2 separate regions of the Homo sapiens genome follow, and region 1 is linked to region 2. The links are chromatin loops, found by intact Hi-C in ENCODE. Cell type or tissue: heart right ventricle. All regions are shown on one strand. Each heading gives the region's core, and the rest is flanking DNA. Links, peaks and the distances in the headings are about the cores only. Region 1 overlaps PARD6G (par-6 family cell polarity regulator gamma). Region 2 overlaps ATP9B (ATPase phospholipid transporting 9B (putative)).

Region 1 (15,051 bases), core at 3,851-11,850, 780 kb after region 2:
GCAGAGGAAGAACTGGTGGGGCTTGGAGTTGGCTGTGGAGCCAAGCAGGGTGGTGAGGAAGGGTCCCCTGGGGAAGGTGAGAATGGCCCCTGTCAGTGTGAGTGGGGCTGGGAGGCTGAGAGGTAGCTGTGAAGGGGCATCGGGCCTGGAGATGGGGGAGGGCACCTGTGTGGGGAAGAGGGTGGTGGTGGTGACGGGAGGTTGGTGGTTACATTCAGGGGACTGATCAGCACATGAGTATATTAAGGATAATGGGAGCAGGTTTCTTACAAACAAGGAAAGGAAGAATCAATAGAGATGTAAATGCGTGTGTGCACATGTATGTTTGTATGTGAGAGAGAGAGAAAGATCATCTCCAAGACCACCCTCAGGTTTAGTGAGTTTCAGAAAGAACTCACAGGCCTCAGAAGTCATTCTGCTCATGGCTACAGTCTTCCTAAGGGGACACTGTAAGGGGAAAAGGCACAAGGCAAAGGCTGCAGGAAGCCTGTGTGAGTTGTGAGCACCCTCTCCTAGGGCAGTCAGGAGGGATGTTCCTGACTCCTCCAGCAGTGAGCTGTGATGATGTGTGAGGTGCTGTCCACCAGGATGCTTGCCTGAGCCTGACTCCTGCGTGTGGTTTGGGGGATTGGTCCCATAGGCACACAGGAGGCTACAGAACCCCGGAAGAAAATCGGGGGTTCGTTGTAAGTCACATCATTTGTACGAATTGTCCAGAAATTGTCTGGACAAAAGGGTGCAGGTGATGCATGTTTCTAAGTGTGCAAAACACTCATGCTACAGTGTCCAACTTTTTTGGCTTCTCTGGGCCACAGTGGAAGAAGAATTGTCTTGGGCCACACATAAAATACACTAACACTAATAATAGCTGATGAGCTAAAAAAAAAAAAAAAAAAAAGTCCATGCATAATTTTCATGATAACCTTATTAAAAAGTGGGCAAAGGACATGAATAGACATTTTTCCAAAGAAGACATACATATGGCCAACAGGTATATGTGAAAATGCTCAACATCACTAATCATCAGAGAAATGCAAATTAAACCACAAGATATCTCATCCTACCCTAGTTAGAATGGCTGTTATTTAAAAAGTCCCAAAACAGATGTCGGCAAGGATGCAGAGAAAAGGGAACTCTTATACACTGTGGGAATGTAAATTAGTACAACCTGTATGGAAAACTGTGGAGATTTCTCAAAGAACTAAAAATAGAACTACCATTTGATCAGCAATCTTCCTACTGTGTATCTACCTAAAGGAAAAGAAATCAATATATCAAAAAGATACATGCACTCTTATGTTTATCGCAGTACTATTCACAATAGCAATGATAGAGAAATTAGCCTGAGTGTCCATCAGGGGATGACTGGATAAAGAAAATGTGGGATAAATATATACACAGTGGAATACTATCCAGTCCTAAGAAAGAATAAAAATGTCTTTAGTGACAACATGCATAGATTGGAGGTCGGTATCTTAAACAGGTCAGATCCCAAAAGACAAAGATCATGTGTTCTCACTCATGAGTGGTAGCTAAAAAATGTGTGCACATGGATGTAGAGAGTGGAATGACAGACATTGGAGACTTGGAAGGGTGAGAGGGTAGGAGGTGGGTGGGTGATGAGAACTTAAGGAGTACAATGTATATTATTTGGGTGATGATACCCTAAAAGCCCTCACTTGACCAGCACACGTTGTGTGCATATATCCAATTATGCACGGACCTTTTTTTTTTTTTTTTTTTTAAGATCATCAGCTATCGTTAGTGTATGCATGCTGAATAGGGTATCCAAAACTAGTACCCCACGGATTTATACAAATAAAAAAATGGTTACTAGTAAGGATGACTGTAAGATTTCTGCTTAGATTACTATTGTAGTAGCATTCACCTAAGACATTCTTTGTCCAAAATACTTTCAAATACAAAAATCATGATTCCAAGAAAGTGAAGAAACAGGATGCTCAGAGAAAGGATTGCCCGTTTCTCACTGATTGTCTTTCTATGGGTCAGTGGTGCTGAGCAGGGAATATTCCCTTCCATATTTTCAACAGTAACTTGAGTGACCCTTTACATATAAGCAGACTTTTAATTCCAAATTTTTGTTTGTTTTTTTGAGACGGAGTGTCGCTCTGTTGCCCAGGCTGGAGTGCAGTGGTGCGATCTCAGCTCACTGCAAGCTCCACCTCCCAGGTTCATGCCATTCTCCTGCCTCAGCCTCCCGAGTAGCTGGGACTACAGGCGCACACCACCATGCCCAGCTAATTTTTTTTGTATTTTTAGTAGAGACGGGGTTTCACTGTGTTAGCCAGGATGGTCTCCATCTCCAGACCTTGTGATCCGCCCGCCTCGGCCTCCCAAAGTGCTGGGATTACAGGCATGTGCCACCACGCCCGGCTAGTTTTGTATTTTTAGTAGAGACGGGGTTTCTCCATGTTGGTCAGGCTGGTCTCGAACTCTCAACCTCAGGTGATCCAGCTGCCTCAGCCTCCCAAAGTGCTGGGATTACAGGCATAAGCCACTGCGCCTGGCCTAATTCCAATGTTTGACCGAGGAATGAAGTCACTTACACTGGATGGCAGAGTCTGCCTATTGCTGGCTAGAATAGACAGTGAAGATGCATTCCCGAATAAACCAAAGGTGGTAGATGGTGTCTTTCCTTAGCCAGACTGTGTGGATAAACATTGCATTTTTATTTATTTATTTTTTTGAGACAGGGTCTCACTCTGTCACCCAGGCTGGAGTGCAGTGGTGCAGTCATAACTCACTGCAGCCTTGACCTCCTAGGATCAAGCGATCTTCCCACCTCAGCCACCTGAGTAGCTGGGACTACTTTTTTTATTTTAGGCAAAGAGAATGTACTTGGCTAATTATAAAAACATTTTTTTGTAGAGACAAGATCTGTGTTGCCCAGGCTGGTCTTGAACCCCTGAGCTCAAGAGATCCACCTTGGCCTCCCAAAGTGATAAGATTACAGGCATGAACCACTGCACCCAGCCTGCATTTCTACAAACTGATAGATGGGGTGAGAAAAACAGTTAAGCCAGAACATACAGGTGCAAATTATGGCTCTGAAAAGTATTTGTGTGATATTAGAAATATTAGTGTGCCTTCATTTTCTCATCTGAAAAGTAATGGTAAATGGTAAAAATTTACAATATCCTCCTTCTGGCTCTGTTTTTCTTGTCATTTATTGATAAATGAATTATGTGTTATCTTTTGTTTGTTGCCTGTTTCTGAAGCATAAACTCCAAGGAAACATTGGTTTACTCATCCACACTAAGTAGGATCGTTAGTAATCGTTAGTAACTGAACATCAGAGAGAATATGACAGCCTCTGAATAAAGAGCTTATGCTGGCATGGGAAACAAATGCAAAACCGTCGTGGCAAGCAGAGGGCATGAAGTCGGGGTTTCAGTGTTTCGCCTGTTGCCTGTTACCACCCATTACACAGAAGTAGATTTGGGACTCAGGTACTCTTATTAGTTGGTGTGGTGCCCTCTGTGGCCTGGTTCTGGATCTGCAGCCCAGTTACTGAAAGTAGATTTGGGGCTCAGATCCTGTCATCCATGTATGTGGTGCCTTCTGCGGTCTGGTTCTGTGCAGTTCTCTTTTTATGACTGGTAATCTCTGTGGCCCAGTTCTGTGGAGGTGGTTTTCCATCTCTGATTCTCTCATCAGTGTGTGCTGGTCTTTGGAGTCTAATTAATTCGAAGTTGATTTTGGATATTATCCTCATTCGTGTGTGGTGCTCCCTGTGGTCTGGCTTTGTGGAAGTCAATTTTGGATTCTGATCCTGTCATACATCTGGCATTCTGCAGTCCCATCACATGGCACTGTGCCCTTCTTATGCTGCAGTCTTATTATGAGAAAGGAGGTTCCATACTCTGATCCTCTCATCTATACGTTTAGGTCTCTGCAGTCTGGCCTCAGATGGGTTTCATATAGGGTGTGTAATTTGGCTCTGAAGTGGTAAGACAGACTTTTCTGTCATCACGGCCATGTTGCTTAATAGCTCACCTGACAGTCTACTGGAAGTACAATTCTTGTAAAAGAGCTCTTGCCTGGCACTTTGTCTTGAGAGCAAGGGGACTCAAGTCAAGAAATAATGTGTTTATCTTCAAAGCTCCCTGGGAAAGCAAATTTGGAAAATGGCACTCATTTTCTGGGTTGCAAGATCAATGATGAATCATGTTTGCTTTTTATTACTGTTATAGAGTTATGTCTCTCCTTGGGAACATGGCTCAGTATTGAAAACATTCTCAATACCCTCAAGTTGTTTTTTTTTTCCCCATGAGGATAAAGGAGAATAAAACACAAGATAAATGAGGAAAGGTAAGAGGGAAAAAAGAATTTGTATATTGATTTGGAGTGTCTTCAGGAATAAATAGGAGATGTTCAAAGCATAAAGGAGAACGTTAAGAAGACTAGGTGTATAGATGTGGCGCCAGAATGGTGGTGGTGGGAGATAATTCAAAAAATAGTATTTGTGCACTTAGGAAATACTTTTGCAGGTTACCTGATGTGAAATTACAATATTGATACCAGCACATAACATCCTAGAGGGAAATCCTATGTGCTTGTTGGATAGGGTCTCGGTCATCAAGTCCAAGTTTATAGGCAAGTCCTATAAGCTTGGGGGATTAGCCAATGGTTCTCAAATGTGATTCCTGCACCAGCAGCATCAGCATCTACTGGGAACTTGTTAGAAATGAAAATTCTCAAACTCCACCCAAGTTCCTTAAATCAGAGCCTCTGGGGTAATCCAGGCACTCTTTTATTTGTTTTGTTTTTTTGAGATGGAGTTTGCTCTGCTGCCCAGGCTGGAGTGCAGTGGTGTGATCTTGGCTAACTGCAACTTCAGCCTCCCGGGTTCAAGCGATTCACCTGCCCCAGCCTCCAGAGTAGCTGGGATTACAGGTGCACGCCACCATGCCCAGCTATTTTTTTGTATTTTTAGTAGAGCTGGCGTTTCGCCATCTTGGCCAGGCTGGTCTCGAACTCCTGACTTCAGGCAATCTGCCCGCCTTGGCCTCCCAAAGTGCTGGGAATACAGGTATGCACCACTGTGCCTGACCAGCAGGTGCTCTTTAAACAAGCTGTTCGAGGGGACGAGGGTTCACCCTCCGGTTTGTTTGAAACAGGAGGTCCTTGAGCTCACGCTGAGCAGCTTACCTTTCCAGAAATGGGCAAGCTGGAAATCAGCTAAGTAGGTTCATACTTTCAGTAGGAATGGTACACATTAAGTATCTTAGTGCATTTGGGAACTGGCCATTAGTGCAGCCTTACACCATTTTAATAAACTATTCAGACCGTGTGAGTTTTAGTGCTGCCATAAAAAACTTCATACTAGTGCCAACTTTTAAAATGCAAGGATCAAAAGTTGACCCTACCACACTTAGTTCATACTTGCATCCTTTAAAAACATTCCACAGAGGTGCAGGTAACTTACATGTCCTTCTGTTGGAAAATTTAGATTTTCGCTAATATAGATTTCACAACAATCATGGCATTTTTTAGATACTTTTGCACCTTGCCACAAAACTCTCACTCGCTGTGATCATTTTATGTGAAACCATAAAATATTAAATACCCTCACCAAATTGTGAATAAATTTGCCATATGATGTGGACTATCAGGTCAGGGAAACCCAAGCCTGAGGCCACACCCGGCTGGCAGCCAGGGGCACATGTGGCCTCTGCTTACACTTAAGCCTCGTATCTCATCCTGCTGAAAGCGGACATTAGTTTTGGAGAGTGTACCCAGTGTTGGCACTTGACTCCTGCCTCATCAGACTGTGGGGGTCAACTGTCCAGCTGCCGACAGTCCAGAGTTGCTGTGGGGACTCAGCAGGTGGCGAGTACTTGTGAAGCTCCTAGTAGGGTACCTGTGCTGCTTCCAGGATGCTGGTGCTCAATGTGATCACATCTGTAATTTGCTGAGTAACTGAATTTGTAATTGTAATTTGACTCTTGATGGCTGCCAGAACGACAGTGTTAATGAAAACCGTGCCAACCAGGGCACATTTAGGAAGGACTGTGTGCTGTATAAATATTCAGAAAAGCTTTTTCAAAAAGACTTCGAGAGAGGGTTCTGGACTGTCATCTGTCTATCTGATGAGCTTGGGCCCATTTTCTCATCTGCGTCCCTCAGAGAGTATGTGCGGATTCCGTGAAAGATGGTACATGATAAGCACTTGATAAATCTGTCATTCTCTTTGAGGGATTACTTTATCTCTGGTATTCTCTTCCACTTAGAACACAGGTGAAATATTCATGCATTTTGTTTACTCAAAAGTCAAAAAAGTTTTTATTCTCTGATATATAAAACCAAGAAAACTTTAATACATAATATGCATAGTTTTGTTTTTTTAAAAGGAGAAAGTGGCAGAAGTACAGACCTGTGTAGAAAAATACACCCAAGCAGCTGTTCTAAGCAGTAATTCCTAAAATTATGAATAGCACACAAATCTCAGTGAAAGCCTCATTTCTTAAAAAAAAACTCACATTTGCTTAACAACTTAAAATGTGATAAGAAATATAACCTTCCTTCTTGATAGCCGACCCAGTTATATAACAGACATTCAAGAATCAGCAATAACTTAGTAAAAGAACATTTCCTTTGTGAGGGTAACATTATTAGTTTTAGTTCCACAAAAACTGCTTCTGACTGCTGGGGCACTGAACGACATGCCCTTCATCAGAGAGCAAGTCCGGGGGGTGCGGATCCTCACCGGAGAGGTCATGGGGAAGCATCTTTGGTCTTCTCTTGCTTAGGAACAAAGGGCCAGCAATCCATTGCATACAAATAACATCAAACACAGGTGCAGGAATTCACAACTCCTCAGCAAAAGCTATTTCTTAAAAATAGAACTTGCTTTTCACTTAATATTCAGAAAAAATGAAAATGCTGAGATGCAGTTTTCCCTCTTAGCAGTTCCATGTTCACGAAGTCAGGACAGTTCTGCCACTGACCAGCAGGTGGTGCTGGACCACAAGGAGAAGCAGCGGGAGGTACGCAGCTCCGACAACCTAGAAAAATATTTCTTTACCTGTATCTGTATGAAAGATTTGGTCAGAGTTCTCAAAGTATAAATGTAACATTTTATTCAAGCAAAACACATTATATAAAATTTAATTGTATCAAATAGGAATTTTTAAAATTACTAAATATATAAACGTTGCTGGAAGATCAACATAAAGTGAGGATGAATTTAGTATTTGTTAAAAATCACTAAGTTCCACGTGACTTCTTATAGTTAAAAGTGAGAACTGCCAGTGACCATTCTAGAAATGAAAATTAGCATGTATTGTGACTTACTAAAAGAAACGTCTGTTTCAGAAAACAAAGATGAGAACTCACGTGCAAATGACTGCATTCTCAAAGACATTGCTGGACATGTGCGATGCTTATCCTTCATTTCTGCTGAAAACATTTCCGAAATCGCCCTCAGAGTCAGTCAACCCACAGGAAAAGGGTCATCTTAGAGGCAATAGAGGCTTACATCCCAAATGGGACTGCTGAGCCCAGTCCAGCAGAGCTGCTGCTTCCTACCCTGGATTTCCCCTTGAGGCTGAATGGGCCACCTATGTGGGTCACAAAAATAGCCCCTGGTCTGGTGCTGTGGCTCACGTCTATAATCCTAGCATTTTTGGAGGCTGAGGGGGGACCGTATCACCTGAGGTCAGGAGTTCAAGACCAGCCTGACCAACGTGGTGAAATCCCATCTCTACTAAAAATACAAAAATTAGCTGGGTATGGTGGCATGTGCCTGTCCCAGCTCCTTGGGAGGCTGAGGCAGGAGAATTGCTTGAACCCAGGAGGCGGAGGTTGCAGTGAGCTGAGATCCCTCCAGCTTGGATGACAGAACAAGACACTATGTCTCAAAACAAACAAAAAAAAGCCCCGGAACAATTCCACAGCTGCGGGTGCCATAAGTGTGCTGGTGGGAGCTCTCCTGTCCCAACCGAATTATGACTATGAACAGTGTGAAAATCTGGAATTCATCTCCATGGTTGTACATGGACAGGTTTGGGTGTATTTTTTTTTTTTCCCGAGACAGAGTCTTGCTCTGTCACCCAGGCTGGAGTGCAGTGGTGCGATCTCAGCTCACTGCAACCTCTGCCTCCCGGGTTCAAGCGATTCTCCTGCCTCAGCCTCCCAAGGTAGCTGGGATTACAGGCGCCTGCCACCACACCTGGCTAATTTTTATATTTTTAGTAGAGACAGGGTTTCACCATGTTGGCCATGCTGGTCTCGACCTCCTGACCTCGTGATCAGCCCACGTAGGCCTCCCAAAGTGCTGGGATTACAGACGTGAGCCACTGCACCTGGCTGCATTCGTTATTAAAAACCAGCCTCTTGTCACGTACATCAGCACAGTCGGCCTCGCCTGCAAGTCAGCAGAGAGCACAGCAAGAATGCTGAGATATGTTGCATGGGCCAACTTACTTAAAAACATGAATTTGACTATTTTAAAAAAGTAATTTTAAAGCTTCACTTTAAAAACAAAGTATTTGTAAAAATTTTAAAAAGCATTTTTTTGCACTTGGTCAGATCTTTTCTATCACTTTGCAAAGGCGCCAAGACCTGCACTCAGGCCTGGTATAGAGTGTCTCTACAGGCGTTCATTTTAAGTTCTGTGGCGAAATTCTATAAAAATAGGCAATACTTGTGTTTTTATATCCGGAAGTTGAAACAAAGAGCAGCGTTGTTTTTGTGGTCACAAAAACAACAAAAAATGAGCGGATGCAGTCTGCAGGTCCTGTCCCTGTCCTTACCGGGGAACTGGAGCTAGGATTTGGGGGCCTCTCGGGAGTCTAGAGCGTGACCGCGGGCCCGTGCTCCTCCACGCCGCCTGGCGGCAGCGCCAGGCTGTGACGGGGGTCGGCCCGCAGGGAGCTGAGCAGCCGCTGGAGGCCGCCGTCCAGGGCCAGGTCCCGCTGCAGCCGCTGCGCCAGGCCCGCGCCATTGACCCGGGAGAGGCTGCCTGCGGGCGCGCCCGGGGTCTGGGGGGGACGTGCAGGCTCCAGTGTGCCCTCGATGACGACGTCGTTGTCCTCATCGCTCTCCGCCTCGTCGGGGTGGAAGTTCTGCAGGACGCGCGGGGCGGGGGGACCCACGAAGCCCGCGGTGCCGTCCGAGGGCGGTCCCGAGCTGCCCAACGCGCGGCCGCCGCGCACCACGTTGTTGCGCTGGTTGGCGGGCTTGACGGTGACGATGAGGTTGTGGCTGTTGGCGATCATCATGTCCGTGACCTGGTCCAGCGTCTTCCCGGCCACCTCAATGCCGTTCACCTCCAGGACCTCGTCATTCACAGCCAGCAGCCCGGTGCTCTCCGCCAGGCCCCCGGGTACCATGCGCGAGATGAAGATGCCGGGCACCTTCTCCAGCCCGTGCGGGGTCACGCGCACGCTGGCGCCATCGCGGATGTAGAAGCCCAGCGGCTTCTCGCAGCCGTGCCGGTGCAGCCGCACTCGCCGGTGCGTCTCGGGGACCAGGTCCACATCGATGATGGATGATACGGGGCGGAAGTCGCGCGGGAGGCCGATGTCCAGGTGTGCACGCCGCCGGGGTCCTTCATCACGCAGCGCGCCCAGCGCCCGCCTCCGCCTGCACAGCGAGCCCGCGCCGAGGCTGCCACGCTCGGCCTCCTCTGCGGGAGAGGGGACAGTTAGAGGGGACACACAACCGAGCCCCGCCTGAGCCCTCGGCCGTCATACACCTGGCACTGCTGTTCCATCTGCGTGACGCCGAAGCACCCAGGGTGCACAGGAGCATTCCAGACCTGCAGGCTGAGCTGAAATCAGGCAAGCTCAAGTGCAGCCCCTAAAATTAACTCTCTAGCACTCTCCTTACAGCTCCACAGGCACCAAACCAAAGAACTCAGAGATTAAAAGGTGCTAGCAGGCAGCTGCAGCAGAGAGAATCAATGGCAGTGGAGGGTTTAGGGCTTGGAGGGCTGGCGAGTGCCTCAGCCTTCTGGGAGGCAGCAGGCTGGACTGGGGACTTCTTAAGCTTTGCCCATTCTCCCATATTTCCTTCTCTCAACTGTAAGACGGAGGCTCGTTTTTTTCTAAGGTTAATTACAACTAAGAGAGACCTTTCCTGCTTTCTTCTTTTCTATGCGCAAGCCCCACCACAGTGTCTTCTAGCCAGCATTCAAGGCCCCTGAATGTGTCACTCAGTCGGGCGTGTGAGCATTTCCCTGCGTTTTTGGTTAGCAGCTGATGAGGGGAGATGAGTAGAGGAAGGAGTGGGATCAGAGGATGGCTGCTTCCCTTCTGTGAGGTCCCGCACAGTCAGTGCTATTTGTAGGCACATGGAGCCTCAAGGCTCACCAATATGCCCAGCCTCCCATGGGGGCTGTGCAGCTCTCTTCCTCAGGTCTCCCAGGGACCCTGTGGGATCCGCCTGCCCACACCTGCCAGCCTGTGGCATGACACATTTGTGGCAGTGTGTAAACTTTACCCTAAAGTTGGGCTACTGCAAAATAAAATGAAAGTCCACTGAATTAATCAAGCAGAAACGTAAGGAGCTTAGTCTAAAGTAAAAATTTTAAGTGAAGAGACTGGTGGCATTTGGAAACTCTGAATAATGCATTTTCCTCATGTCAGAAAAAAAATCTTGTTTCATTAATTTTTATATGAAACCTCTTGTTCTTGACACACACGACTCTGTAAGACAGGCGTCTCGGGGAGCAGAGGGAAGGGCTTGCTCTGTGAGGCTTGGTCCTGTGGAGTTGGTGGCATCCACAGCAGCCTGCTCTTTGGGCTGGGGAGGCTCACATCTTTGCTTTGCCAGTGAAAGCCAGTAGGACCGGGAGCCCAGGCAGAAGCAATGCCATAAACAGGCGCTCCTCAGAGCAGAGACCTCCAGGCTCCAGGGGTCAGTCTGGCTTCTGCATTTCAGTGAGCAGGCAGGGCCCATTATGACTTGCTTTGGAGATGGGGAATGCTGGTTGACAGTTCTGGAAAGGACTCGAAGACAAATTACTTCCACCATGGAGGCAACATTCAGGCAGCTTGGAGAGGAGGCCAATGCTCAGGCATCACATCTCTCAACCCAGCAGAGCCCATGGCTGCCTAGACAACGAGAAGGCCCTAGCACAGGCTCTGGCACATGCTCCAGGCAGCAGGGTTAATGCACCCTGGAGCCGGGATGCCCCAGCATGAGGACTGTCTTCCTGGGAGCTGGCATCCTGGCCAGCACTCAACACATGCTGCTCAGTGACGGAACCCATCCGTCATCAGTTATCAGCATAATTTATTACCCACTGACACAGTAAGGTCTGGAAGGACTTTTGAAATAAGATGACTTTTAAAAACTATACCTGTAAACCCTGTTTACCCTGACGTGATTATTATGCATTGTATGCCTGTATCAAAATCTCATGTAACCCATAAATATATATACCTAATATGTACCCACAAAAATAAAAAAATAAAATGACACTTGTAATACTTCTTCCCAGCTGTGACCACCGGGGCTGGGTGTGCATGTCTGTCAAGTCCTTTCTTGCACACTCACACGTACATGTGGCTATGGTTGTGCTTGTTTTATAGAAATGGGATCTTGGTTCCTGGCCAGCACCCGGCCTCTCTGCACCTCATAGACACTGCAAATCCTTACTCAGTGACTTCAGGGATACAGGTGAGTGGATAAAGTCCCTGCCCTGAAGTAGCCATGAAGCGAGTGGGAGAGATACAGACTGAATTTTACATACAGCTACATGGAGAACACCGTGAGACTGGATGTGCACAGGATATGATAGGAACAGTGCGGGGGCATCTGGGGAGGTGGCAGTTATGCTGCCCGGGGTGTGGGGATCAACAACACAAAGTTCAAGAGAAGACGCCGGAGGGTGAGTGGCACAGAGCTCCTCTTCCCGTGATGAGGAGAGACTACCTGTAGAGTCCATCTGGTCTGGCTGCTGCCGCAGGTTTGGACTAACCAAGGGCCTGGGACAGAGTGGGCTCTCCCTGGACTAAAAGCTAAACCTCACTGAAGGCATCTGCCTCATGATTGCTCATTCTAAGTGGGAGGGACTGTGGATCCATGGGGCCGCAGATGGAAGTGTGGCAGTGTCCGAGGCACAGTGCTCTGCCTGCTTTCCATGATACGGGCTCTTCCCAAGGGGTCTCCTTGGATGACAAATCTATGCACTTTCAAGAAGGCAACCCCTCTGGCAAACTCATGCCTGCAAGAACATTGTGGTGCAGGTGGCCATCCACATGCTCCTCCTTGAGGACAGGCCCTATGCTCAGGCCCTGTGCTCAGAGCCACGAGCAGCAGGGCCCAGGAGAAGAGACTAAGGTTTTATGCAGGGCAGGTGAGGCCTGAGATGCTGAGGGTAGGGGAGTAAGAAATGGTGTGTGTCCATGTGTGAAACAGCCTGGCCGCCTGTCCCACACACGGGCAGAGTACAGTGAGGCTTGGCCCGGGAGAGGTGACACCTACTGTTCCAAGCATCCTCTTTCTCTCTACCACTGACTCACAGAGTTTGAGGTTCAATTTCACCTCCCTCTGAGAGCCGCTTGTCTTCAAGTCCCAGTTCACAGCCACCCATCCCGGGAGCCCCACCCCTGTTCCGCATGGTGCATTCCCTTCCACCAAAACCACAAACCTGTCTGCGTCACAAGGGCCAGGTGGAAGCATCTCGGCCATCCCCACAGGGCAGCAAGTGCTCTGGCCGTGGTGCACGGTGGACTGGATTGAGGCTCAAGCCCAGAACTGTAGGATACAGAGAAGGGCACAGCGGGCCGGGCCCCTCCTCGTAAGGGGCTTATAAATCACTTAGGTAGACCAGGGTTCCCTGCACCAATAAAAGCAAGTGTGTGGACCTCTGCTTCCCAGAAGTCATGTAGTTCTTCCCATCCCTCCTAAGTTCAACAAAAACCCTGGATGTTACATACAAAACAACAAATATAAGATGACGCAGGAGAGAAGTCGCACTAGCTGGGGCCTCAGGACCGGAGAAGCAACATGGCAGCAGCTCCTTGGGTTTTCTTTTAGCCTTGTCATCCCAGACTTGGAGCTGAAGGCACCAGCAACCTGGATGCACCAACAGGCATAGACCAAAAAGCCCCATCAAAAGTCTGCTCTGTCTGTACAAAGATCAGAAAGAGGCAGCCTAAAAGGACGGAACACGTGTGGACAATAACTACCCCACCTGCTGCACCCCACACACAGAGCCTGGACCCTCACCTCCTCAAGGCTAGAATGGGTGCCCAACAGCCCCTGGCTCTGGTGCCAGAGAGACTAAGCAGGGAGTGAGGACCTGGCCTTTGTATTTTGTCCATGGGCCCCACAGTCTTGAGTGGGCCTCTCCTCCCTCAAAACACTTAGGGGCCATCCTAACAGCCCCTCCTCCTGGCCAAGTCCCAACTACTGCAAATCCCTCCCCTGCACTCCAAACCCTCCAACCTGTGAGGGGCGTTGCCTCTGTGATGTGCTCTCCATGTGTCTAAAAGGCTCCAGCTTTTAACTTTCATGGTTGGGTGTTTCCACCGGGTCCACACTGCTCTTCACGTCACAACTGAATGTCATGCCCATAGTAAGAGGATGAAACTGGGGGGTCCTGGGCCTTCAAGGACTTGAGCAGAGGGGAGCCTTGTTTACCCACCTAACAATAATGTAAAATATAATCCTAGCCAACCTCAAATTAAACCTTTTGAAGATATGTAATGGGGGAACCTGCCCCCAATATTTCAACGTAGGTTCTATTTTCCATAAATGTCAGCCAGCTGAGCAAGAGAAAGAGTACAAAGAGAGGAATTTTACAGCTGGGCCACCAGGGATGACATCACCTATCGGTAGGTCCGTGATGCCCACCTGAGCCTCAAACCAGCAGGTTTTTTATTAAGGGTGTCAAAACGGGAGGGGGTGTAAAACAGGGAGTGGGTACAAAGATCACATGCTTCAAAAGGCAAAAAGCAGACGTACTAATAACGGTCTAACAAAGATCACATGCTTCTGAGGGAACAGGACAAAAGGAAAAAGCGGAACCACTGATAAGCATCCAACAAACACAAGGCAAAGGGCAAAAGCAGAACCACTGATAAGGGTCTATGTTCAGCAGTGCACATATTGTCTTGATAAACATCTTCAACAACAGAAAACAGGGTTCGAGAGCAGAGAACCGGTCTGACCACAAATTTACCAGGGCAGAGTTTCTCCCCACCCTAGTAAGCCTGAAGGTTCTGCAGGAGACCAGGGCGTATCTCAGTCCTTATCTCAATCACATAAGACAGACATTCCCAGAGTGGCCATTTATAGACCTCCCCTAGGAATGCATTCCTTTCCCAGGGTATTAATATTAATATTCCTTGCTAAGAAAAGAATTTAGTGATCTCTCTCCTACTTCCATGTCCATTTATAGGCTCTCTGCAAGAAGAAAAATATGGCTCTTTTTGCCTGACCCTGCAGACAGACCTTATGGTTGTCTTCCCTTGTTCCCTAAAAATCACTGTTATTCTGTTCTTTTTCAAGGTGCACTGATTTCATATTGTTCAAACACATGTTTTACAATTTGTACAGTTAACAAAATTATCACAGTGGTCCTGAGGTGACGTATATCCTCAGCTTACGAAGATAACAGGATTAAGAGATTAAAGACAGGCATAAGAAATTATAAAAGTATTATTTGGGAACTGATAAATGTCCATGAAATCTTCACAATTTATGTTCCTCTGCTGTGGCTCCAGCCAGTCCCTCCATTCAGGGTCCCTGACTTCCCGCAATGGATATGTCTTTGCCTCTAAAATTTTAGTAAAGGTTTGTTTTGAAAAAACATGGTGTTGAACTGTTAACCTCCAGGAAGTTGCCAGAAAACATAATTTATCATTTCCACTGGGTGCGCTGGCTCACACCTGTAATCCCAGCACTTTGGAAGGCCAAGGTGGGTGGATCACCTGAGGTCAGGAGTTCAAAACCAGCCTGACCAACATGGTGAAACCCTGTCTCTATTAAAAATACAAAAATTAGCTGGGCGTTGTGGCATCCACCTGTAATCCCAGCTAGTAGGGAGACTGAGGCAGCAGAATCGCTTCCAGA
Region 2 (15,051 bases), core at 2,537-10,536:
GGGCGATTGTTAATGACTCAGCCTCTCTTCTTGGACTCTAAATTAATCTTCAGGGATGCAGTGGGACAAGCAACCCCGTGGGCCAGAGCTCCCCTGCCTCCTGCCCCCTCGTCCCCTGCCTCCTGCCCCCTCGTCCCCTGCCTCCTGCCCCCTCGTCCCCTGCCTCCTGCCCCCTCGTCACCTGCCTTCAACTTCGCAGAGTGAAGGGCCTGGCGCAAGGACCCATTCCATGGGGTTATGTATGTGACATGTTCTCCAGCGAGGGTTTAAGGGATAACTTTTTACTTCAGTTGAGATGTGCCATCCTTACTGAAGAACTGTTACGTTCTGTATCTTTTGATCTGAAAAAACCAAACAGTAAATATAGAAGTATTTGTTGACAAGAAATAAGGGAAAATGTTTTTATTGCCAAGAGCCTTTCCCCCTGGTTCACTGAAATGTTTGCTTGTATACATCACTCCTGGCTTAGTAGAGCCAACAAGACGGCAGGTCAAACAGAAGACAACATGAACGTCTAACCTCAGGCACCAGTGGACACGTGTGGGACCCAGGCAGCTTCTTCAGGATTCGGGTGTCAGGAAAAGGCGCCCGAAATGCTGGTAGACCAGGTGGCTGGGGTGGCATGGATGGGGCTTATGGACCTGGGTCTTTCAGAAGTGACCCATAGCTCACTCCTGGAAGGCGTGAGTCAAGCAGGTGGTTCTGCGCACTAACGACGCTCTTCCACTGTTTCCCTAGGGAAGATCCTTGTCCTTCAAAACCTTCCTCATCTGGGTTTTAATAAGTATTTACCAAGGTAAGACGAGATCCTTAGTTTACTGGACTAAAGATTTTTTTATTTTGGTCTTTTTGTTAGCAATATTGTTTTTACTTGCAGATTAAATTCCAACAGCTTAAAATGCCATCAGCAGTTAAATACTCCCTTCTGTTTATCTTGTAAATCAATATTCCAGCAACATGGGTCCTTTTTTTTTTTTAACTGATGCATGCCACCTAAAAACTGACTTAGTTTTTAATTAAATGTTAATCCAGAAAGATTTTAACAAGCACTTACCACATTGTATACCCTGCACAATGGCTTTCTTTCATAGAGTGATAAAAAGACTTTGAGAAATCTGAGTTATGTAAGGAGAAGCCATTAGCTGCCCTTTGTTTAGTGTTCAGATAAATGGGAGATTGTTGCAAGTATAACTAACAGATCAGATATATTAATTACATGCAACACATAATTATTTACACTAATTGAAGTAGAGGTGTGGCTTCGTATCCAGAGATTAAAAAGTTTGTCTGCCTCGATTTGCCATTTCTAACTGATGTAGCTAGGATCCCATCTTATTTTGTCCATAATCCAGAGTTTAAGTGACTTGTTCATCAGCATGAAGCATGGGCATGGCCATTATCCGCCTTTTTTTTTTTTTTTTTAGACAGAGTCTCGCTCTGTCACCCAGGCTGGAGTGCAGTGGTGTGGTCTCAGTTCACTGCAACCTCCGTCTCCTGGGTTCAAATGATTCTTCTGCCTCAGCCTCCCCAGTAGCTGGGATTACAGGTGCGTGCCACCACGCCTGGCTAATTTTTTGTATCTTTAGTAGAGATGGGGTTTCAGCATGTTGGCCAGGCTGGTCTGGAACTCACGACCTGGTGATCCACCCGCCTCAGCCTCCCAAAGTGCTGGGAAGACAGACATGAGCTGCTGCGCCTGGCCTATCCCCTATTTTTAAGGGTCTTGAGTGACGTTGCTGGTTCAAGGCTGTTTCCTCTAGCTGGCTTACACCCTGCTCGTGTGCATGGAAAAAGCTCCTGCTGTTTTTCAGGCGGCATCCTCATGTATGGGGCCCTGGTGCTCTTCGAGTCTGAGTTCGTCCACGTGGTGGCCATCTCCTTCACCGCACTGATCCTGACCGAGCTGCTGATGGTGGCGCTGACCGTCCGCACGTGGCACTGGCTGATGGTGGTGGCCGAGTTCCTCAGCTTAGGCTGCTACGTGTCCTCACTCGCTTTTCTCAATGAATATTTTGGTAAGTTGCCTTGGAATTGTTTTTTGAATCGTTCTCTATTCATGATTTTGAAGTATTTTCTTATTGTTGCTTCTGAATACATTGTGTTAAGTTGTGGATCATGGTAAAACCCATATCAGAAAGTGCCTGCTCTTACTGTCCCTGCACCACGGATGAAGGCGCTGAGCCCCGTCGGTCACTGGCTGGCCGGTCCCCTGACAGGAGGCGCTGAGCCCCGTCGGTCACTGGCTGGCCGGTCCCCTGACAGGAGGCGCTGAGCCCCGTCGGTCACTGGCTGGCCGGTCCCCTGACAGGAGGCGCTAAGCCCCGTCGGTCACTGGCTGGCCGGTCCCCTGACAGGAGGCGCTGAGCCCCGTCGGTCACTGGCTGGCCGGTCCCCTGACAGGAGGCGCTGAGCCCCGTCGGTCACTGGCTGGCCGGTCCCCTGACAGGAGGCGCTGAGCCCCGTCGGTCACTGGCTGGCTGGTCCCCTGACATGAGCAGCACAGCCACTCGGGAGCAGTTGGGACTCAGACCTGCGGGAGGTGAACACAGCCGCGTGTGCACTTGTCCTCGTCTCAGTGCCTGAGTGTCCATGCAGTGGTGAACCTGTACGTAGGAAAATGTGAAATGTTCCTGTTCTTACATAAAAGAACTCTCAGAAAATACCCGTGGCTCATAAGAAATGGTTATTTTCAAGTTATAATGTGCTAGTTATTTTTCTTTTGAAAATTGGCTCTTAGAATATTTTCCTGTAAGATCATGAATTAACACACTCAAGGACACGTGAACACACTCAGTGCCACAGTGAGCTCACAAAACGACAAAGACATGCATCACGGGCGTGGGCAGGACTCACCACGACTTTGAGCCTCAGCTTTTGCATCTGCAAACTGGAGACGGTATCACTTCCCATTAGGGGCGGGTCTGAAGATCAGTAGTAACACGCTTACATACATGTGAATGAATGTGCAGAGCTCCTTTCACACCTGCAGAACATGGCCAGCCCTCCAGCGCGTGCGCCTTCTGTGCTGAGCTCCTCTCAGACCTGGATAGGTCTCTGTCTCCTAGGGGAATGCCAAGGTGTGTGCTTCTCAGACACAGGAGCCTTTAGCTATTGGGTTTCAGTGATGTTTAAACAGTTGTATGGTATCAGGCAGGGAAATGAGATGTTAAAACCACATTGAAAACGCAGCTTGCACTGCCATTTTATTGCTTTTTAATGTATTTCTTATTCTTTTGCTAACCCCTTGAAATATCCTGGTATCTCCTTTAATCTGTCCTTTATTTTCTTTATTACTGTTTTGGAACAGGTATAGGCAGAGTGTCTTTTGGAGCTTTCTTAGGTAGGTAAAGTTATCATTTCTTTCAAAAGTGTAGAAATTTAGCCAAACAATATTGATAAAGATACTTAACTAATAAGAAAAACAAACCTTCCTCTAATTCAGTGTTCCTCAGGAACTCTCTGATGTCACGTAAACTGGTGGCCATGTGCTTGCTCGGCTAGTCATGGGCTGAGTGCTGTTGGCTTGCCTGTTCAGGGGCTTGGTGGCCCTGAGTGAGGGGAAGGGGCCGGGCATCCTGCCATCTGCTGAGGATTGCATGAGCCCCTAAAACATATTTGCCTTTTCAGTTGTAGGGGCTGAGCTGCTGGAAAACACTTCCAGGGTCTTCAGAAAATGAGTACACACAAACTTAGGAATTCCCCTTCATACAGAGATCCAGCGCTTCCCTGTGTCATTTATTTTACAAAGGCCTCTAACTCTGCTCCATAGATCTTTTTATCCCATCCGGCAACAGTCTAAAGGGATTTCCACTATATGTAGATTCGAAGTATGTAAATCTCCAGTTTCTCATCTGCCTCTTTTCATGCGGAATTCAAGTAGCTAGTCATTAGCAGTACAGCTTGGTCCTGGTGAGTAGATGGTTCTTCTGTGGAGATGCTGGGAGGGTGACAGGCGAGAACATTCTCTGGGTGGGCCGGGCTCAGAGCCTCTAAGAGCAGACCGGTCTGAGTATTTGTGTTGCAGATGGAACTGCCAGCTGCCCTCTGTTGCCCCCAGCCCCTCATAAAGTCAGCTCTACCTTAGAAACACACACACACACACACACACACACACACACACACACACACAAAACAAAACAAAAAAATGGCTAGCCTAGATCGTCCAAACAAATCCCACAGGTTAGGTGAGCTGGTGTCTCTTCCCTAAGCACCACAACTAGTACTTCAGTGCCTTCACAAATTCTGCCACAGAGTGTTGTCCACCCATTCAGTGGTGTTTGGTGACATTAGTCATCTGCAACCATTTTTTTTTTTTTTTTTGAGACGAAGTCTCACTCTTGTTACCCAGGCTGAAGTGCAGTGGCACAATCTTGGCTCACTGCAACCTCTGCCTCCTGAGTTCAAGTGATTCTCCTGCCTCAGCCTCCTGAGTAGCTGGGATTACAGGTGCCTGCCACCACACCAGGATAATTTTTGTATTTTTAGTAGAGACAAGGTTTCCCCATGTTGGCCAGGCTGGTCTCAAACTCCTGACCTCAGGTGATCCACCCACCTCAGCCTCGCAAAGTGCTGGGATTACAGGCGTGAGCCACCATGGCCGGCCTACAACCTTTTTTTTTTTTTTTTTGAGATGGAGTCTCACTCTGTCCCCAGGCTGGAGTGCAGTGGCGTGATCTGAGCTCACTGCACCCTCCACCTCCCGGGTTCAAGCAATTCTCCTGTCTCCACCTCCCCGGTAGCTGGGATTACAGGTGTCCACCACCACGCCCGGCTAATGTTTTGTTGTCTTTTTTGTAGAGATGAGGTTTTCCTATGTTGGCCAGGATGGTCTCGAACTCCTGACTTCAAGTGATCCGTCTGCCTTGGCCTCCCAAAAGTGCTGGGATTATAGGCATGAGCCACTGCGCCCGGCCTGCAATCTATAATGCTTTGGTTTTGTTTTTTCCATTAAAAGAAGAATGAATTATGCCCGGTATGCAGGTCAAACAATTCTGCAGTCAAGAAAACCTGAGATTTGGAGCTGGGCCCCTGTAAATGCACAGTGATGTTTCCGTGGCAAGCTTAGACCGTCTGGTGGCCTGGCCAGGTCTGTGGCTGTGGCCATGAGGGCCCAGGACTTCTTGGTCAGCTCTTACCTTTTTCTCTGTTTCCTGCCAACAGATGTTGCCTTTATCACCACCGTGACCTTCCTGTGGAAAGTGTCGGCGATCACCGTGGTCAGCTGCCTCCCGCTGTATGTCCTCAAGTACCTGAGGCGCAAGCTCTCTCCTCCCAGCTACTGCAAGCTGGCCTCCTAAGGGGCTGTGCACCCCCAGCGGGCTGGCCCCAGCACCTTCTGCCCTTCCCAGCACCTTGTGCCCTTGCCAGTGAACGCAGGGTTTGCCATTGCTACCAAGCAAGCACCACAAGAAAGGGAGGGTACGCCAGGCGAGCCCAGGGCACAGATGCTGAGACAGCCTCTCCTTCTCAGTGCAGGGACGTCACCCCTGCCAGGCAAGCCCAGGGCACAGATGCCAGGATGGCTTCTCCCTCTCAGTGCGAGGCTTCACCCCTGCCAGGCAAGCCCAGGGCATAGATGCTGAGACAGCCTCTCCCTCTCAGTGCAGGGACGTCACCCCTGCCAGGCAAGCCCAGGGCACAGAGGCCGGGACGGCCTCTCCCTCTCAGTGTGAGGCTTCACCCATGCTAGGCAAGCCCAGGGCACAGATGCCGGGATGGCCCCTCCCTCTCAGTGCGGGAACGTCACCCCTGCCAGGCAAGCCCAGGGCACAGATGCTGCGATGGCCTCTTCCTCTTAAGTGTGGGGCCTCACCCCTGCTTTTCTTTCTTTTTTTGTATTGTCAAAATTGTATTTCCATATTGAAGCAGCTTGAGTTTCTACTGAAAATGAGCCCGAATTATTTCACTATTACTGTAAAGGGTTCATCTTACTCTGGCATTCTGAGAATTAGACTGAAAGTTTAATTTCTGCAGTTCCCTCATATTCAGATTCTTTCTTTGATGTTATAACACAAAGTCATTCCTACTCAAATGTAATAAAATTGAGGCTCCACGGAGGCCCGTGTCCACATCAGCTGCAGCTCCCACTCAGACAGACGGCCTGCCCCACAGCCTGCCCTTTGCTGAAGATACCCTCGCTTTATACTTGCATTTCGCTTTTCAGTAAAAACAGTCAAGTTACTGAGTTCTCACATAAAGAGCTCTTCTCACACACTCTAAAGGCAAGTTGCGTAAACAGTGGCGTTTCCGAACGCAATTCCATTGCGGCCACCAATGTAAATCATTGCCCAGAGACTTTGCTGCTAGCATGCGTGTCCTTCCCATCCTTTTTCTATTTGCAAAATCACACTCGAACACCATTTCTATATATAGAGATCAGCTGTCCTGTAAAACTCAAATCCCCTAAGATGGCCCACTTGCCTGGTCATGGGTTTCCTATTTTATTTGGCTGGAAACAGGCACCGATTGAGGTGGATGAAAGCCTGTGCGGCTGCCCCGCTGCATTCATGGTGTCGCCCAACCAGACCCCTCGCTTCTGGGAAGCTGGGAAGGTCTTTGGGGCCAGGAGTTCGTTTTCTCAGTTGTGTCCTGTGCCTGGGGTGTTCCTCGAAACCGGTGTGTTGTGCCGTCGTCTGCAGCCATGCCTGTTCTTGGAGGCCTCAGCAGAAGTTGGTCAAACGCCAGGCCTCTTGTCTCAAAGGAGAGTTTCTCCGTATTTTCCACGCAGGCGGCAGCCTCCGCCAGGAGTTTCACCTGTTCATTTTCTTCCGCGTCGTTTCCCATCAGGGTGGGCCCCGTCACCTGAAATGCTGGCGGAGCTGTGTGCGTGGGGTTCCGAAGGCGTTTCACCAACCAGCGGAGGGACTGCCCAGCACCCACCCGCCCTCCCCCGCAGCTTTTCAGAGGAGAAAATAGGCACAGAGAGCAATCAAGCTGCCTTTCTTCCCGATACCGCATCAGCGCCTGTTGAATGGAATTCCTCTGCCGTCATCTGTCGGCGCTGGAGCATCCTGAGTTTCCGGACGGGCCCGGCCCTGCGAGGGCGCGATTTCCTGCGCTCCCACAAGGTGTCGCTGGCGTCCGCTCGGTGATGTGGGCGCGTCTGGTCGCTGCCGGAGGCTGCCTGGGAGTTTCCCTTCTGTGCCCCGAGTTGGTGTCTCCTGGAAGTCACGTCCTGGCTGGGGCTGACTTGGATTTCACCTGTCTTTTCGCTTCTGCCGCAGCAGTTTGCGTTAGGGGCATTGGGACGGTAGAAATCTTAAGTCCACAGCCAGCAGCTCAGGAGATGGGGTCACACACTCAGGCCTCGGGGGTGGAGGCCAAGGGCAAATCAGAGGCTGCTCCCCCGTGCACCTTTAAAAGTAAACCACCCACCTGTGAAACTGACTAATAGAATAATAACATTGTCGATAACCTCAGAAAAGCTGAACCCCTGAGCCTTTGGGAATAACACTGCAGTACAGCTTTCAGATACAGAAACGACCAGCCTTCGATCAGTTGGATCCTGATTGGGAGACAGTTGAAGATTTGTCTCAAGAAATCGAGATGTATTAAGGGCAGGTAGAGACTGGAGGAGGAAGGGGTCTTTTCCTCCGTAAACGAAAATCACCCCCTGCGGGGGCTGCTGCTGTGAGGGTTAAATGAGATGCACAGGGCGTTCCCAGCAGACGACGGGCATGCAGCAAGGCAATCAGAACGGGGTCTGTGACACGGATTTTCTGCTAAAGAAAATAATAGCCCACTAAAGGGTCATTAGATCGGCATTAGATCTAGTTCCAGCTCTAGTTCAGGAGCCAGCTCGGGTCAGGCGAGGGGTGGAGAGGCTGTGTTTCCACCTGCTTGCGGCGTAACCTCATCGCTTTTTAGGTTCTGGACCTGTGTCAGCCCTAGAAATTCTGAGCCGGCCGTACAGCCCCAGAGGCCTTCAGGAGGGCGCCCAGCCTGGGGAGAGCATTCTGCATGTGTGGAGTCGGCGGTGCTGCATGAGCAGGAGCCCATTCCTCGCTTCTGCGTGTCATGGGCAGCGTCCAGTGCCGCGCTGGCCCCGTGTTTCTAGGTTTACATGTAGAGGCGTGACCCTCACGGTCCTGTCCGCGGCCCGGAATAGCTGGTCACAGGAAGGTGCGTGCTGCGGAAGAACCAGCAGGGCCCGCAGCCTCGGGAGACTCCTTGGAAAGGGGAGGTTGAAGCCGAGACCGGGAAGATACAAGCAAAGCCTGTCATCAGAGCAGCTCATGCTCAGACCCGAGACTGGGGCCTGGTGCTCTGGGGTGATGAGAGCAGAGTGCCAGCCGCTCAGCAGGGGCGGCAGGCAGGCGAGGATTCGCTACTGCTTTCCATAGTCTCATCCGATTCCAGTTCAGTGACGGCCAGGCCTTGAGGGCCGCACTGCGTTCCTGGAGCCCATAAGTCTGTACCCCCGATGGCCACCACCAGTGCCTTCCTCTCCTGTGAGGGCCCAGCAGACAAACTGGTAGCAAGACCCCGACAGTGGACCAAACAAGCTGGCCTTACCTCCCTTCTGTGATGGTCATGGGCAGGCCCAGATGCACCCTCCCTAGGGTCGGGGACTCCGCTGGGGTCAGCACCTCCAAGGGCCCCCCCGGCACAGCTGAGCAAACCCCTTGGTCCCACTCAGCAGCAGCACCCCCAGCCCCCCAGTCCACTGCACAGGGCCAGACTCGGCCTGTGGGCACCGCCCTCAGGCCTGTGTGTCTCTTTACAAAGATGCCTTATCCTGGAGACTTCCAGGTTAGTTGCAGAAATCATGCAGAAACCACGGAGCTCACACAGCAAACTGTCCCCCACCCACCCCGCTTCCCCAGCACATATGTCCTGGGCCACAGAGGGGACGCCAGGCCCCCCTTGCTGGGCTGCAGGTCCTGCCACTGCAGATGGGTGTCATTTCAGGCGGTTCCAGAAGGGGGAGCCAGAAGCCACGAAATGGCACCTGCGAGGCCACCAGGGTGGACATCCCAGCTCTGGCTCGGATTTTGGGGGTTAGAGAAGTGGATGGCTTGGGGATTCCTCTGAATATGGTGTCCTGTTGAGCACCAACAAGCAATCCCTGAAACGGCGTCCCCAGGAAGGCCAGTTTGCTCTAGCTGAAGAGTTTCCAACCGTCCCACGAGCACTTGTACAGAGGAGGCATTACTTGTGTCTGGATGGGAATTGTGTCCCCCGCAGAGGGCTGCAGGGCAGCCTGAACTCCCAGCGCCCATCCCAGGTGCCAGTAGGCCCCTAGGGTGGGCCTTGGGACCACGGCCAAGCAGAAGCCCAGGAGGAAGGGGGTCCTCCTGCCAGTTCTGCCGAGTCCTAAATGCTTACTGCTAATGACAGGATTTTCCAAAATGGATTGTCCTGCACCTGTGGGCCTAGAAGGGAATCCAAAAATCCTCCAGCCCCACCTCTACCTGGGTCCTGAGAGTTCTGGGACCAGAAGTCTCCAGGCGCTGAGCTCGTCGGCGCTGGGGGTGGACGTCGCCCTGGCTGTGACCCAAGATGCGAACAGAAGTGTTGGGGTCCGGATCTAGAAAGATGGGTTAGCACAGACATCGTTTGGATTCTAACAGACCATGTCCTGGAAAAGACACAACGTGGCCTTTGGAATATTCGCCCCTCGTTAAGGAAGAGAGGGAGGCCCTGAGATCAGGCGTCGCTGCAAGTCAGAAATCTGGATTCTTAGGTGAAGTCTCCGTTTTAAAATTGGGCTCCCAGCACTTGTTGGTGTCATTGGGTTGCCTGGGATACTGTGTGGGACAGCTGAGGGGCACCGTCTGCCGTGGCCAGTTCCCCCGTCACCGCAAAGCCCAGCAGCAGTCAGCCTCAGACCTTCTTCCTGTCCTGAGAGGCCCTCTCACAGCTTGCCTCAGTTTCTCCCTGGGATCAAACACGGCTGTGTTTGAAGGCGGGAAGCCAGCAGGGCTCTTGCCCTGGAGTAATGGGATGTCATGATTCTCACTGATTTCCTTGAGGAGACCTTTCCTCAGAGGCTGCGTTGCCAGCCCCGTGCAGAGCAACCCGCGGCCCTGTAGACCCTGTTCCTTCCTTGGGGCATCCTGCTGCGGTGAGGCCTGGCAGGATGACTCCTGACCTCCCCCATGGGCCCAGGAAGAGATGAGCAAAACGAGGGCAGTCCCGAGTGTGCCCCTCCTCTCCCACCTGCAGCTGACCCGGGCCAGGCTGTGCAGGAGAGCTCGGGCGAGGAGAAGGAGCTGCACCACCAGCTTCCATTGCAGGCGCCCTCTGCCCTCAGGGACACTTTTAATTGTCTGCATTTCGGTTTGTCTGTACTGGGTCCAGTTGTAGTCCCTCAGAAGTTGTAAACCTAAAATTCACTGTCTGTAGGTGCTGGGGAGAAAATGCTGCCCATTCTAAATGAAGGTTTGTTCCTGTGCCCACACTGTACGTCCAGCACGATCACAGGAAGCACTCCGCCAGAGGAGGAGAGTCTACGAGAGCTCCCAAGTTCTCCCCAAAATAGCTCGGGCGTCCATGCACTACCTCTGGGCTCTGGGACTGCCCCCTTCACTTCCATAGGCAATGGGGAGCCCCATGCAGACAGTGTGCGTTAACCGGGGTCCTGGGCCACATGTTGATGCTGACTCCCAGGCACAGATGCTCGTGTGGACCCTGCAGGGCCGGTGGTCAGGGGCTGTGAGTGCCCAGTCCAGGATGCGCCAGGCTTCCGGGCCACCTCACCCTGCTCCTCTCCTGCTGACCCGCCAGGATGCACCAGGCTCCCCGGCCACCCCGCCCTGCTCCTGTCCACCCTTCTTCTGTCCCACTGCCCTGTGTCCTCTTGACCTGAGCCTCGGCTTGTCCAGCTGGGGCCGTCCAGGTGGGAGTGACTGTCTATGACGAGAGAACGAGAGAGAACCGGGTCCACAGGACAGGAGCAGGGTGCCAGTACGGGGACGTCACAGCTACGGTCCCCTCACCAGGGGCACTGGCTGTTTCTAGGAACCACCTGGACTGATGCCAGCCACGGCCCCTGCGAAAATTCTTGCAGTAAGAGGAGAGCAGGGTGGGCCGGGAGAGAATCAGGCCCTGGGCTGCGCCGTCATCGCTCAGCTCTCAGCTCTCAGTGACCTGAGGACCGGGAGTCCAGACCCATCGTGGGGACTGTGCAGGGGGCCCAGCCGGGGCAGGGGGTGTGCAGGGGGCAACTGTGCCAGGGAACCAGCAGAGACATGGCTAACAGTACAGCCTGGCTAAGAACCATGGGGTTGTGCACTTAGGGAACCGCAGCAGCCCTGACACTGACTCATGGGGCCGGTTGAGCAGGGAGGTGCCGGCAACAGGTGAGCTGTGGGGCCTGGGGACCAAAGCCAGCCTCCCTGGCTGTGCGGGCTGGGAGACCTTGCAGGGCTGGGGCACAGGGAACCCGAAATGCGGAACCCTAAGCACGGTCTGTGTTGGAAAAGCCCATCCTGGGCTGGTCTGGGCATCCTGATCCTGGGTCATGCCCACCTGCACCCGTGGGGCTGCAGCCTCTCCTCTGGGGCCCGGCTCGGTTGCCTCGGCTCTTCCAGGCCCTCCCCGGACCCTGCCCCAGTCCACAGGCCACCCGTGGGTTCTGAAACGCGCCCCTCAGTGTGGACTCAGGAAGACAGGCCATCCCCTGCAGCCCTTCCCAGAGCCTGCAGCTCCAGCCCCACACGAGTTCTCAGGAGCACTGCGCAGCAGCAGTGACAAGGAGGTGCCCGCCCCACTGCAGGTTGCCCAGAGCTCACGGCCACCCAGATCATGCACCGGGGGACCTGCAGGTGTGTTGCTCCCAGGTGTCCAGGCTGGCTGGTCACTCAGCTGCACACCTCTGCAGCCCCGTGACAGTCACACCGCCCAGAAGGGAACACCCCGACCTGCAGCCCCCTGGCAGGCCCACTCTCCAGGCCTAGGCCAGACCCATGGCAAAGATGGGGGCACCCTGTTCCCCTCTGCCCCAGCCTCCTGTGAGGACTGAAAACCTGAGAACACAGGAGTGGTGAGGGAGGTCCCTCAGCGGTGACCAGACACCACACCTGCCGTGGGGAGAGAGAGAGGGACAGAGACAGGAGAGAGATGGGGAGAGAGAGGGAGAGACAGGAGAGACACGGGGAGAGAGAGAGGAGGAGAGAGGGAGAGACGCACTCCTTGTCCCTGAGGCACCCTGGGGACCCCAGCGGGGTCACCTGCAGGGACCCCAGGCTCCATCCACCAAGAAGGGGCGTGTGGGAGAGCACCAGAAAGACCACAGCCCCCAGGAAGCTACACACACAGTCACCACGCCATTAGAGAGAACAGAAAGCAGAGAGCTGGAAGAGCTGCCTGCCCACCACCGGTGCTCACAGCAGCCAAAGGGGAAGGCCACTCGAGTGTCCGTGGACAGAGGAGGGACCCACAGTGGGGCCCAACCCATCCACAGGGATGTGACTCAGCCTTAACAAGGAAGGAATTCAGACACGGGCCACACTGCAGATGTACCTGGAGGATGTCGTGCCGAGCTGAAGACGGCAGGCACAGGAGGACAAGCCCCATGCCAGTCCACTCACTGGAGGCCCCGGAGTTGTCAGATCCATGGAGACAGACAGCAGGTGGCGGCCAGGGCTGGGAGGGAGGAAAGTCCGTGTTTCACGGGCAGAGCTTCAGTTTGGGAAGATGAGAAAGCTCTGGAGATGGATGGTGGAGATGTTTGCACAACGTGAATGCACTTTACAAAATGGCTAAGATGGTAAATTTTATGTTATGGCTATTTTACCACAATTAAACCCCAAAGGGACTGTCCGAGCGGGACGGAGCCAGCCGAGCCTCAGGTGCAGGTGCTGGGCAGCTCTGCCAGGCACTGACCCGCAGCCCCACCCCCACCCTTGCTCCCGGCCTGCAGTGGCCACCTCGGTGTTGAGGGTTCATGTGCCCTCGCACTTTGGCAGATGCCACTTCCTGTCTCGCAGAAGAAGTAAGGCCCTGACCGGTTTATAAAGAGCACCCATCTTCTCCGGCACCAGACGGCCCCAGCCTGGCATCTCGATGAGTGAAGCGTAATGAGCCAGAATTGCAGGATTAAGCTTCACTTGAAACTCACTCCGGTTCAAAACTTAATGGAAAAAATGCCTGGCAAAACTTGTTTGGAGCTTTATTGAACCAAAACACTTTAGAAACCGTTGGGGAAGCTCAGTGAACCCAGGCTGTGGTCCAGCCCCACGCTTTGTCTAGGGCAGGTTCCGTTCCCTCAAGCAGGTGATGGGAATCCCGGACTGGAGCCTGAGGCTGAGCAGCCAGAGGCCACACCGCCAGGGCCAGGCCACACCGCCGGGGCCGGCCACACCGCCGGGGCCAGGCCACACCGCCGGGGCCAGGCCACACCGCCACGGCAGGCCACACCGCCGGGGCCTGCCTCATCGCCCCACAGTCTGGAATGCTCTGCACACGCATCAGAAGGAGAGTCGCTGAGCATCACAAAGGAAAATAGAAAGCGCAGCCTCACTGCCCAAGGCCGGGGCAGAGATGACTTGCCTTGTGTTACTGCCTAATTAAACAGATTTGGGTAAACAGATTTGGGTAAACCAAGTAGTTTAAAGAAAAATGTTGGAATATTGCCATTTGAAAAGTATTATTATTTTGCAAGAGGAAAACAATTGTGAGTTCACAGGGACAAACCCAAACTCTTGCCAGAAACTAAAAATGTGATTTATTTACCTCTCGACCAGCGTTAGCAAAAAGAGCAGGCCTGCAGGATCAGGACGCGGCTCTGGGCCCTCCTGCCTCAGCCCTCCGGCACTGTGAGAGGGGCACACACCCGGGGTGGGTGTGCTTGTCCTGCGAAGTGCAGAACAGAGAAGAGGCTCCGAAGCACAGAGCGCCTCTGCCCTGGGCTTTGCACACATTCCTGACTTCTTAAGACACAGCTGTGCAGGACCATTGCATCTCCGTGAAGCTGTCCTCATTGGCCTCAGGCTGACCCGGGCCCCTGGCACTCGAGGGCCAGGGAAGGGGTCATGTCTCCCTGAGACACACATGTGGCATCCTTTCCCCGCCCCCGTGCACACCAGTGGAGTGTCAGCTCAGCCCTGTTTGTGCTTTCTAAGAGAAATCGAGGTTTAAAGGGGACTTTTTTTTGCCTAGCGTGGTGTGTGAGGCCCAGATGGCTGCAGCAGCTGTGCCGGGCTTGCCCGGCCTCCTCACCGGGAGCTTCCCTCTGGCTAGAGTTGCTGTTTCATCTGCCTGTGTCCCTGCGGCCCCACCCCCATGGAGGAAGCGAGGACCCTGTTCAGCCATGGCCTTCCTGTGAATTAGGCCTCCTTCAGGTGCAAGTGACAGAATCCACATTAAACTCGATTGAGCAGAAAAGGGAAGTTGCTTCCTCACCAAGGTGAAGACCCCAGGGGAGGCTCTCAGGTCCCACTAGACTCAGGGGCTCAAGCAGGGCATGGAATCGGCCTCTGGAGTCCCTGTCTCCATGGCAGCCCCGGGGTCCACATCTTCCCCAGGAGGGCACTCTTCAGGCCCCGGCTTCAGAGGAAGAGAACGCCATTCCCTGCGGCTGTGGGGCAGCAGCAGGCACACCTCCCTGGCCTCGGGTGGGCTCTGCCCCTGCGTGGGCTATGGCGGGAGTGGGAACATTCCCGTGACCCCCCTGGAGTTTAGGCCAGGCAGTGGAGGTCCTCGAGCAAAGGTCATCCCACAGGGAGTGCTCTGTCCAGTAGGAGCATGGCGCCCATGTCAGGGCACTGGCCTGGAAGGGAGCGTCTTAGTGGAGGCTGTGGGTGCTGCCAGGCCACCTGAGAGGGGACATGCATTGTAGGAAAGGCCACAGCGCACTGTGACAGGTGTGGTATCCTGGAAGGAATGAAAAACACTGCCCGGCCAGGCGCGGTGGCTCATGCCTATAATCCCAGCACTTTGGGAGGCCGAGGCAGGTGGATCACGAGGTCAGGAGATCGAGACCAGTCTGACCAACATGGTGAAACCCCGTCTCTACTGAAAATACAACAATTAGCCAGGTGCGATGGTGGGCACCTGTAATCTCAGCTACTCGGGAGGCTGAGGCAGGAGAACTGCTTGAACCAGGAA

Evidence for each region. A loop is a pair of places that touch in the nucleus more often than their neighbours do. Peaks named below come from ENCODE experiments on the same cell type or tissue, not always from the same donor. Only the 100,000 strongest peaks of a DNase experiment are listed, where the experiment ranks them.
Region 1: it touches region 2 in a loop (5-fold over the local background); 6 of 110 quality-filtered maps call a loop at or near these places.

Annotation. Positions count from the first base shown.
Region 1 is chr18:80,150,955-80,166,005 of GRCh38, forward strand. PARD6G (par-6 family cell polarity regulator gamma) reads right to left here. Exons shown (of 3, transcript NM_032510.4): 3 at 6,278-9,652. The coding sequence ends at 8,817. The region is part of intron 1 of PARD6G-AS1 (PARD6G antisense RNA 1); the gene reads left to right. Among named protein-coding and RNA genes, the nearest start is that of PARD6G-AS1, 11 kb to the left of the region's middle. RefSeq lists a silencer at 8,796-8,865. In heart right ventricle, for the core only: CTCF peaks have their summits at 6,976 (motif pointing right), 7,182, 8,862 and 9,067; a DNase peak (open chromatin) is centred at 6,977; H3K4me3 peaks cover 777 bases.
Region 2 is chr18:79,372,087-79,387,137 of GRCh38, forward strand. ATP9B (ATPase phospholipid transporting 9B (putative)) reads left to right here. Exons shown (of 30, transcript NM_198531.5): 27 at 739-796; 28 at 1,812-2,015; 29 at 3,308-3,340; 30 at 5,161-6,197. The coding sequence ends at 5,297. Among named protein-coding and RNA genes, the nearest start is that of NFATC1, 16 kb to the right of the region's middle. RefSeq lists enhancers at 6,767-7,317, 8,787-9,288. In heart right ventricle, for the core only: CTCF peaks have their summits at 7,058 (motif pointing right) and 8,927 (motif pointing right); DNase peaks (open chromatin) are centred at 6,715, 7,065, 8,095 and 8,915.